Linked DNA regions of Mus musculus: region 2 is linked to region 1. Evidence: chromatin loops called from intact Hi-C (ENCODE). Cell type or tissue: heart. All regions are shown on one strand.

Region 1 (5,000 bases):
CGGAGTGTTAATCTCCCCTCTGAAACTTCATGAACACTGGCCACTTTTCCACTGGCATCTGAACTTGCCCAAGAACCACTCAGTCAGCTCTGCCTGCAGTGTTTGAAGTTCCCCCAGCAAGCATCTCCAAACTTCCACATTCTTCCCACAGATCCGTCCTCAATCCTAACAGCCATATGGTCAGGCTGATCTCAGCCCCAGCCCCAGTTCTCAGCATCCGTTTTCTATACCAGTTAGTTTTCTGGTTATTGGGAAGTATAACTAAATACCATAAACACCTTTTAAAAGACAGCATAAGAAGGATTTATTCTGTCCCTTAATTCAGAGAAATCAGTCCATCACAGTGGGAGGCATGGTCGTAGGAGGGACTTGGCCTGTGGGGCCATCCAGGGAGTAACATGAACACTCTCAGCTTCCACTCTTTTCCTTCTTGCTCAGTCTGGGATGTCTGCCCCTGCGATGGTGTTCTCCAGGGCAGGTTGTATTGCTAATTCTATTAATCCTTTCTGGAAACACCATCTCATAAATTCCCAAAGGTTTACCTCGCTAATATACTGGGTGTTTATTCATCAAATCAAGTTGATAACAAAAGTTAACTTGGAGATGAGTAGATGGGCGGGCAAAAAGTGGAGTGGCTACAGGGTCACAGGATCCTGGCTGCTGCTGGGTTGGGGGAGAGCCAAGGAGGACTCAGCTGAGAACTGGCATGATCTTTCATTTTTCTCAGCAGTCATGGTTTCTACACTGAGTGTAGTATGGAGGTGGAACATCAAAAGAGCAGCAGCACCAACCTGGACAGTGGTGCTGGAGGTTTGGAGAGGGTGATGCAAGGTCCCTGGAGCCTGACACGTTCAAGGCTGAGGGGATAGATGGAGTGGGGTAATAGGAAAGAGAGGTCTGCTTCTACTTATTAACGTGGGAATGCCATGGGGCCATCATGGCTGCAATGAAGTGGAATTTGGTGGTTCTGAGACTTCACAGGCACACAAGGGGAGCTTGTGGTTCACCTGAGTCTCAAGCTCAGAGGGAGAAGGTCTGTGCAAGGCATATTTTAAAGCTATCAGACAGGGTGAAAGCCTTACCTCAGAGGTGATGGAGAGCAAACGGGGTCTACGAATGGTTCTGGAACACCGCAGCATCAGGGAGGTAGAGGAGGCAAGAGGAACACACTAGGCAGGGCCCCGTGTCCAAGCTAAGGGTGGGCTATTCACAGAGGCGGGGCAGGAGGAAGTGCGTTCTAGGCACTGATGCACCAGAGGACAGGAAGATGGAATGACTGATGGAGAAGTGGCTGGTGCTGACACAAGGGAACAGGGAGCAGCTTGCCTAGGAAAGTGCTTCCTGGATGGTCCAGAGCAGGGTGAGCAGAGAGTAGCCAGAGAGTGACCCATGAAGGCACCCACCTGCCTGCTCTGACAGGAGGAAGAATGGAGCAGGTGGAGGAGCCCAGAGAGCATTTCTCTGTCCTTTCTCTGTGGTGACCAGGACCCTCTGCTGCTGGCACAGGGGTTGGTGATCTTTGATGATTAGGGCAGAGACATTCTCCCCACCCACTCCCTCCTGTCCAAGCCATTGGCCATGCTTGGCTTAGAACAGGCTATGCAGGTAGCTCTCCTATCCTGGGCTCTGCTTTCTCCAGCTCTTCCGGCCATGCACATAATAAATGGCCCAGATTCACTTCAAAACCATGATACCCCTGCCTCTCCATGGGATGCATTTATGAAACTTCTCTGTTTGCTGGGCACCTGCAATTTTAGCTTCTTGCCTCAGAAGCTTGTTCAGTGCATGGGGGAGGGGCACAGCCAGGGATGCAGGTGGTGATCCCTGCCTGTGTGGTCCTGGGTAGGCCTCTAGCTGCTGCAGCCACTGGTGACCAGGGATTCTCCAAGTGCTGGCCTCCTGTGGAGAAGTCCGGCTGAAGCACCCCTGCATCTTCACACCGCACTCCCTCCTTTCCTGGGTGGAGCGCTCTTGGGTACTTAGGTGGGGAGGGGCTAGGTCTTCAGCCATCAGCAACACCCCAGTGACTAATAATCTTGCACCATGTGGCTGCTCCTCTAGCAATTGTCACTGTCCTGACTACAGAAAGTCCCTTGTCAAAGGTTCCATTTGGGACTGGGAGCTCCACTGTGTGCAGATTCTCAATTCAGCAGCTCGAGTTTTGCCAATCGCAGCCTCCTAGGGAGAGAATAAACCAGAAGGGATCGGAGGAGAGGGAGATGGCAGGCCTTTGGCCTCCTTGGGGTTTGTGGTTTGCAGTCTCTGTGTGCCTGGGCAAGGGTGCCAGCTCCCTCGCGGGAAGAGCGCCCCCTGTGCTAGCTACGCCTCCACGGACCTGGTGGTCCCAGAACGTGCAGTCATCCATCCATTCATTGCGATTCCCAGAGCCAAGGCCCCATGACTCCAGCCGAATCTATGAATGGGAAGAGATTTAAAAAAAAACCTAACATCTATTTCCACTCCCTGATTCTCGCCCCCTGCCTCCCTTCCCGCCGAGCCAGCCCGACACGAAGTGAAGGGGGGGGGAGGGACGGGGCGTGGGGGTGTGCGAGAGCGGGTGCAAGTCTGGCTGGAGACTGTACTATTTATATACGCCGGGGCTCCAGGACAAAGAGGGCAGATCCGAGTCACCCCCCTTCTGCAGCCCCAGCGTCGCCCCAATCCGCTCCTCCGTGGCTTTGATTTCACTCCCTCCTCCCCCGCGGGCTGGCAGGTGCGGGGGTGGGAGCCGTCTCCGCGGGAGCAGCGTCGCCAAGGTCCGGCTGCTGACGTCCGAGCCTCTGCTCCTGTCAATGAACAGCAGCCGCCGCCTGGGGACTGCTCTGGCAACGAGGCTGCAGACGTCATCGCCTCCTGTTGGACGCGGGGGGGGGGGGGGGGGGCGTCCAAGCATCAGCGTCGCTGGCTTAAAGGAAAACTCTCTAAGTTCCAGCAGCAGGGGAGAGTGGCTCTTCAGAGCACACGCAGCCCCCCCAACTCCGCCCCCATGTCAAGTGCACGAGGGCACACGGGTTGGACACTCGCCCACGCACGCACACACACACACACACACACACACACATACACACACACGCGCCGTGCACACACATGCACACTCGTGTGCACACACACTACTTCTAGGTGTGTGGGTCTAAAGTTGCTTCCGTCGAGAGGCTAAACTGAGGTGGACCAGTCTTCACTGGTGCCTAGAAAGCACCTTACTGCTTTCCGGAGCACCTCAGAAAGGAAGGCGGGAGAGGGGAGCATCACTCCTTCTTAGAGTTGTCTCCCCCTTTTGCGAGATGACCAGCGTGGAAACTCCAAGTACCCGAAGCCCTTGGAATACTGCCGCATGGAGCATATTCGAGCGTCTTGGACAAGTCCTGGACTTGGGCCACCCGGGTTTGGCAACTTGTTTTGAGCAGCCCTGGATGGAGCCTGGACCCACCTTTCCCAGAGACTTGTCTCCACCGCTCCGCTTTGAATTTGTGAACTGGCGATGAAGCAGATAGGAGTTTTGTACTGGAGGATACTTTGGCGGGTAAGTTGATAATTTTTTTTTTTTTTAAATCTAACATTAGCCACTGAGAGTCCAAAGGGGGATAAAAAGAAAGAAAGAAAGAAACAAAAGAAGCAAAGAAAACTTATCTCTCTGCAAGCTTTCCAGCAGTAAGAAAATGTGTGTGTGTGCGCGCGTGTGCGCGCGCGCGTGCCTGCGTGAGCAGTGTGTCAGTGTTTGTGGATGTGACTGGGTGATCGGGGTGAGGAGTGTAAAGCCAGAAGCACCGGACTTTGTAAAGCTTAGCAGGGAAGATGGGAGAGCCTGCAGCTAACCCCAGTGCCAAGCGACAGGGTTCCTGGAGTTTTTGAGCTGCAAGTTCCAGAGTAGACTGCGCCCCAGCTGCAAACTGCAGCGGCTGCCTAGCCAGACCCGCAGGTGCCTCTTGAGGTGGCGCAGAGAAGGGCTGTCAAGCGCCTCAACCTCCTCCCTCCTTCCTGCTGCCAGTCTCCCATCCTCAGTAGGGACAGATCTCCCTGCACCGGCCATCCCTGCCTCTTGTCCGTTCCTCTACCCCAGTCTCTTTTGCGAGATATCACATGATACCAAAAGGAGGAGCGGGTCCTGCATCTTTAGTGTCTGAAAGCATCTCTGTTGCCTTCTGTAGCTTTTATTTTATGTTATTTGGCAATCCATTGAAACCGCATCCCAACCATCCGGACCAAACACTCAGAGTGTGGCTGTTTCCCCACAGCCACGAGCAGGCTTCTCATAGCCAGGCAGGACCAGGAGTCCTAAGTGGGGGTGGTGGTGGACCCCACCCAGGCCCCCTCCCACCTTAGCAGGAGACCTCTGAAGTATCTGAGGAACCTCTTGGGTTTTGATTTCTCCTCTCAGCTCACCCTTTTAGTAGAAGGAAAAGGAGGAAGGAGGGAGAGAGAGAGAGGAGAGAGAGAGAGAGAGAGAGAGAGAGAGAGAGAGAGAGAGAGAGAGAGAGAGAGAAGAGGGCCACACTGATACACTGATGGAAGCAGTCCTGGGGGTTCTGCCCAAGTCCCTGCCTCTCCTGCCTGCCTTCCGGATCCCTTCCTGTCTTTCGGCAGCAATTTCTTTCCATCTCCCTCCCTGGCCTCTTCTCCCCACCCCTTTCCTCTCCACCTAACCCCACCTTCACTCTCCTCTCCGAGAGGGGAGGGCCAGGGGGAGGGGAAAAGAAAACCCCCAAACCCCAGGCCCTGGGCAGAGATGTCGAAGAAGCGCAAAGCCCTCGAGGGTGGAGGAGAACCCCAGCTCCCAGAGGAGGAACCCACTGCCTGGTTTGGGGGCAGCAGCGAGGAGCCAGGTAGGGGGAGGGGGAGGAGACAGAGGACTGAGCACATGCGGAGAGCTTTGGAGCGGGAGATGCTCCACAGGAATGCCCCAATCTTTAGAGCAACTGGGTAGACTTACCCACAGAAGAGAAATTGGGGGTGGGGTGGAGAGGAGCTGACTAGGCCAGTGCTCGAGACCCAGCCCTGAGAAC
Region 2 (5,000 bases), 68 kb after region 1:
AAGCTCCGACCCCTGGGGGGGTGGAGAGAGAGAGAGAGGGAGGGAGGGAGGGAGGGAGGGAGGGAGAGAGAGAGAGAGAGAGAGAGAGAGAGAGAGAGAGAGAGAGAGAGAGAGAGAGAGAGAGAGAGAAAGAGAGACAGAGATAGAGACAGAGAGAGAAATGAGAGACCATTGTTGAACACGTATACAGCTGTCAGATGACACTGCTCTGCAAAGCAAGAAGGAACCAGAGGAGGACAGGTATCCTGCGTCATCCAGGCATGCTTGTTTCTTGGATAGCTTTTTGATCAGACAGTCTTGAGAAGAGACCCATAGGATTGAGGGAGAAATGTGTAGAGCTGCTGGGGGGGGGGGATAAGGGAGGGTAGGAGTTGAGGGGTCACAGAGGAGGCCAGGTCAGGCTTTGAAAGCCACGGTACACTTGGCATTTACTCTGAGAAGATGGATAGGCAGTGTGTGTGCTCTTGGAGCAGCAGGAAGATGACCGATCCTATCCGTGAAGCATGACTGGTGGGTGGAATGTGGGGCCCGATGAGACGCTTTGGTGATGTACAGGGTGGACTGTGTGAGGGCAGCGCAGGGGTGGCATGACTTAGGGGTGTTGTAGCAAAAGGGTTGCATGGGTGCGTGCATGGTGGTGCCTATAAAACCGACAGGTAAATGTTAAGTCGAAGAGGAGAGCCAAGCAAGCACTAGAGATTATCATACGAGCACGGGAAGGCAGCTTCCTTGCCTCAGACGTCACTTGGTCTCACAGAAGGGAAGTAACACACAATGTAAGCTGACCTAACACCCAGGGTGGGACTCCCAAACTGAGCAGGATAAGTCATAATGTGTGCAGATCTTCCTGATTGGCTGTCCCAGGAGTGGGAAGAGAGGGAACAGAAATGGAGGGGATTCTAGGCTGGACTATGGCATAGAGAGGGGGTGACAGGCAGACTAAGGGGAGAAGCTCAGAGGTCAGACTTCTCCATCTGTTATTCTGTAGTGTGGCTCTGAGCTCACCATCTTGCCAGTGTCCCCGTTTCTCTCCAGCGTTCTTCAGAGCTACCAGGATCGCCCCTGTATGGGATCCTGTGTTTGTGGCTCCTCCACTCCGGTCTCACTCTCCTTCAGCTGATCTCCTTATCTCTTTCCCCACTAAACATCAGAAAGCATCCTGCCCCAGAGCCATACACTGGGTCCTTTTTACTCTCTTTTGTTTAAGTCACAGTGTCTAACCCATAGCTTTTAAATCACGCGACTTAGGATAACTATGAATGTGGCCCAACAAAAACTTAAACATATTTAAAATACTTTGAGATTTTTTTTTCCTTGCCAGATTTCTTTAGGGGATGGGGGTGTAGGACTAGATTTAAGCAATTCCGTAGAGTTCCATTCTAAAATGTATCTCTGGGAACTGGCCATAATTTTGGAGATGTGTGGTTAGCCCCAAAGCATAGAAATAATGCATGTTCCCTTTTCTCTGTGTTGTATGGGATCCTGGAACATCTGTTAGAACTCTTCCTGATTCTTTTGCACCCCAGCCCAGTGGTCTGTGTATGACCTAGAGTGATAGAGGGTTTTCCTGTGATGACCTCAGAGGCTGGAGAACCTCTGTGGCCACCTCCCTGTGGTTCCTGCAGGGCATCTTGGCCTTAGAATGGGGTGAAATGGGATAAGTGAGTGGCTGAGAGCACATGGGGGCAGGGGGAAGATTCATTGTATGTAGCATTGACAGTTACTTTAAATCTATTTGGGCGAGGGGGGGGGGGACGACGACTCCTTTAAATGGATTCAAAAGTGGAGAAAATCACAACCCATTCATTGTAGCCTACACTAGAGGAGGTTGTTATATCACTAAAGAGAGCACGTACAATCCACAGGCCTTAGCCACAACCCTTAGACATTTAAGGCTTTTCCATTTAAAGGGCAATCTACAAGAGACAATGTTGAGGAAGGTGAGAGAGGGGTCTTTCCTAGAAGTTGGGGTCCAAGAGAACAGGTACCAGGGGCTGACAGATGAACCTAGAATTCCACGTAACAGTCCTCTGCATGGGCTTTGTGGGGGTCCCTCAGTGATAGAAACACCTGTCTTTCCTAAGTCTGGACACACAGGCAGATAAGGTTCTCTTTGTTTCTGGACACAGAGACTCACCCAGCATTTTCACTTGAAGACTGCGCTGTTCTAGATGTTATGACGTCATGAGTCTTGAGTGAAAAGTAGGGAACCCCTGCATGCCTAACAGGGATCTGCTGAGAAGGACAGGGATGTGGCAAGGGCTTCTTCTACCTGCCTGGAGAGGAGTGGGGGTCTGGGAGCTGGGTTACATAGCTAAAGCCATTACCCTGGGCCGATGCTGTGAGATTTGTCGGCTCCATTCCACCAATCCTCTCCCCATCACCTAGTCAAAATTCTTTTTAGAAAACAAATGGCATTGGCCAACTGTCAGGCTCCACTAGATCCTTCCTCCCTGCTCCGCCATCCCCTCATCTTCCCGCGTCTGCTGCCATCTGGCGGGAGAGGAAGAAATCACTCTTTGATCTTAGCTGGGTGAAGTCTATGGGATAGTTTTAGCTTGCAGAGTGGAAGTCTGGCGATCTCTAGCTCCCTGTCAGAGACTCTAAAGTCGCTGGAAACTGCTCTGAGGGAGGAAGTGAGTGGAGTGTACAAAGAAACAGCGAGCACGTGAGCGAGCGAATGAACCGGCGCAGATGAATGACGGGTGAACTGGGAGGATGGAGTGAGCAAATACACAACAAGCACGTGATCACAGACATGCAGGGATGCCTACCTTCCTGGGAAGCTAGGTCCAGCAGCAGCTCAACCCTGGGCGGAGGCTGCTCAGGTCAAACTGAGGAAAGTTTTCAGACCGCTTTCTGTGGAAGTAAGAGCAAACGAGGTCTGGGGAGGGGCAAGTTTTGAACGGACTTCCTGCTCAGGAGTATCATATGAATAATGGCAGGTGTATTGGAAGGATATGGCCCTCCTGGTGCTGATGTCTATATGAATATATGCTGTGGGTATCCAGGCTACAGGGCTTGGCAGAACCATTGGTTTCTCTGACACTGGCATGTTTTCACTGGGAAGCTGTGAGGATGTATGTCGTGGGGCGCGTTGTTGCATGTGAACTCAGGAAGTAGCTGGCTGTTAGTTGTAACAGCAGCGTGAACTCACACCCAGCCATCTCAAAAGCGTTCTCTCTTGACAGGTGCCCGAAGCCTATGTTTCTTAGTATAGCAATTCATACCCTGGATTCTGCATTTGGAAAAATTGTGTACAAATCATCTTAGTTTGTTGATTTATTTTTGCCTTTGGGGGCAGAGTCTGGCTATGTAACATAGGCTAGCCTCAAACACAAATCCTCCTGTTTCTGACTTCTGAGTGCTGGGATGAGAGGCATGCATGTGCCACCAGGCCCTTTAGACATCTGTTCTTGATGGAGATCTCCAAAGGTCAACCCTATCCCCACAAAATCTACTTTGCTAGTTAGGTTTGAGGAATGTGTAGTTGGCAGTCTATCAGCGGATTCTTGGAAGACATGGTGGAACCTAGGACCAAAAAGAACACAGAGCGCAAGCACACAGAGGGCTGTGCTGGAAGATCTTTCATTTTAGAATATTTTAACTTGTTCTCAGATAATTTCATATCATATAGGTATACAATTTATCTTGATTATAACTGACACAAATCCCCCCACTCCTCCCAGATCCTCCAATCATTCTCACCTTCATGTTCTTTTCTTTTAAACAATATAATCCAATTTATTCTACCTGCATGCCCATGGGTGTTGGATCATCCATAGGAACATGGACAATTGACTATAGTTCACATCCTGGAAGAGAAATGGCACCTGCTTAGCCTGCCCTCAGCAGCCACCACTTGCCAATAGCTCCTCAGCTATTATGAGTGGTCTCATAAGTTCTGCCCTCACCCAAGCTGGAGTGTTTATTGGCTTAAATTTGCATAAATCCCTCCCTCATCAATTCTGGAGTGTTGATTGGCTTGATGTTGTATTGCTGGTGCTGAGAGCTCATTAGAGGGTTTTTGAGTGATTGAGCTCTGCCATGCTTGAAAATATCAGGCTTTTGCTTGCTTGCTTCTTCAGCCTGTGGTTAATTATATTTCCTGTCTCAGGAGTGATGCTGGCCAAATATTCAAGACTTAGCTGGTCTGTGTCTGAGCTCCTCTCCTTCAGGGTCTCTGGTTGAACAGCTGTTAGAACATGAACTGTGTATTCTTACATGTTTATGGGATGTTTCCTCTGAGCCACACTCTGTCCAGAAAACAAAGCAAAGATTTTAGCCATCGTGGACATTATGTCACAGAAGGTGGAGATAGGAAAGTGGAAAAATAATAAAATAGGCATATACAAATGACTTAGAATGTTGCAAAGTGGGATGGTTAGCTTAGTCAACTTGATATAACCTAGAGTCAGCAGGAAAGAAAGTTTCTGAGGGACTGTCTGCACTGGGTTTGTCTGTGAGCATATCTGTGGGGTTGTCTTAATTAAGGTAACTGATATGGAAAAACTCAGTCCATTGTGGGTGGCATCATTCCCTAGGCAGGGATTCCTAAGTAGTGTAAGAGTGGAGGAATTGAACTGAACACGGTAAACAAGGTAGTAAACATGGTTTTCTAAGCATTCATGAGGGCTGGCATCTGACACTTTAAACCTTCATGTTTAGTTTATATCTTAGGGCTAGCCTTAACCACAGATTTTCTAGGGAGAGACCATATGTTCTCTCTTCAAAGAGCCAAGCCTGGGAACATAGAAGCTTTCTCTGAGTCCACTCATCAGTGGCTATGATATGACTAGCTGCCTGAAGGTCCTGCCTTGTCTTCCTCACAATGACGGGTCTGTATATTTAACACAGTGACTGCAAATGAAACTAGAATGAGGTTAATGAGCGCACACCTAAAATAGAGAAGGCAGGTTTACCTGTACACATGAATGGGAGAGAAAAATCTTTCACAATTGATGCCTAGCACTCAGGTCTTAACAGACAGCAGGGATCTA

What was found. Peaks named below come from ENCODE experiments on the same cell type or tissue, not always from the same donor. Only the 100,000 strongest peaks of a DNase experiment are listed, where the experiment ranks them.
Region 2: a loop joins it to region 1, with 2.4 times the contacts of the local background. A loop is called at or near these places in 17 of 42 quality-filtered maps.

Annotation. Positions count from the first base shown.
Region 1 is chr17:8,522,296-8,527,295 of GRCm38, forward strand. It overlaps a transcript of Pde10a not described here. Among named protein-coding and RNA genes, the nearest start is that of T, 90 kb to the left of the region's middle. In heart, a CTCF peak has its summit at 2,309; DNase peaks (open chromatin) are centred at 2,706 and 3,346; H3K4me3 peaks cover 2,639 bases; H3K27ac peaks cover 1,303 bases; H3K27me3 peaks cover 3,142 bases.
Region 2 is chr17:8,590,360-8,595,359 of GRCm38, forward strand. It overlaps a transcript of Pde10a not described here. Among named protein-coding and RNA genes, the nearest start is that of Gm46585, 140 kb to the right of the region's middle. In heart, a CTCF peak has its summit at 2,506 (motif pointing left); a DNase peak (open chromatin) is centred at 2,502; H3K4me3 peaks cover 385 bases; H3K27me3 peaks cover 2,503 bases.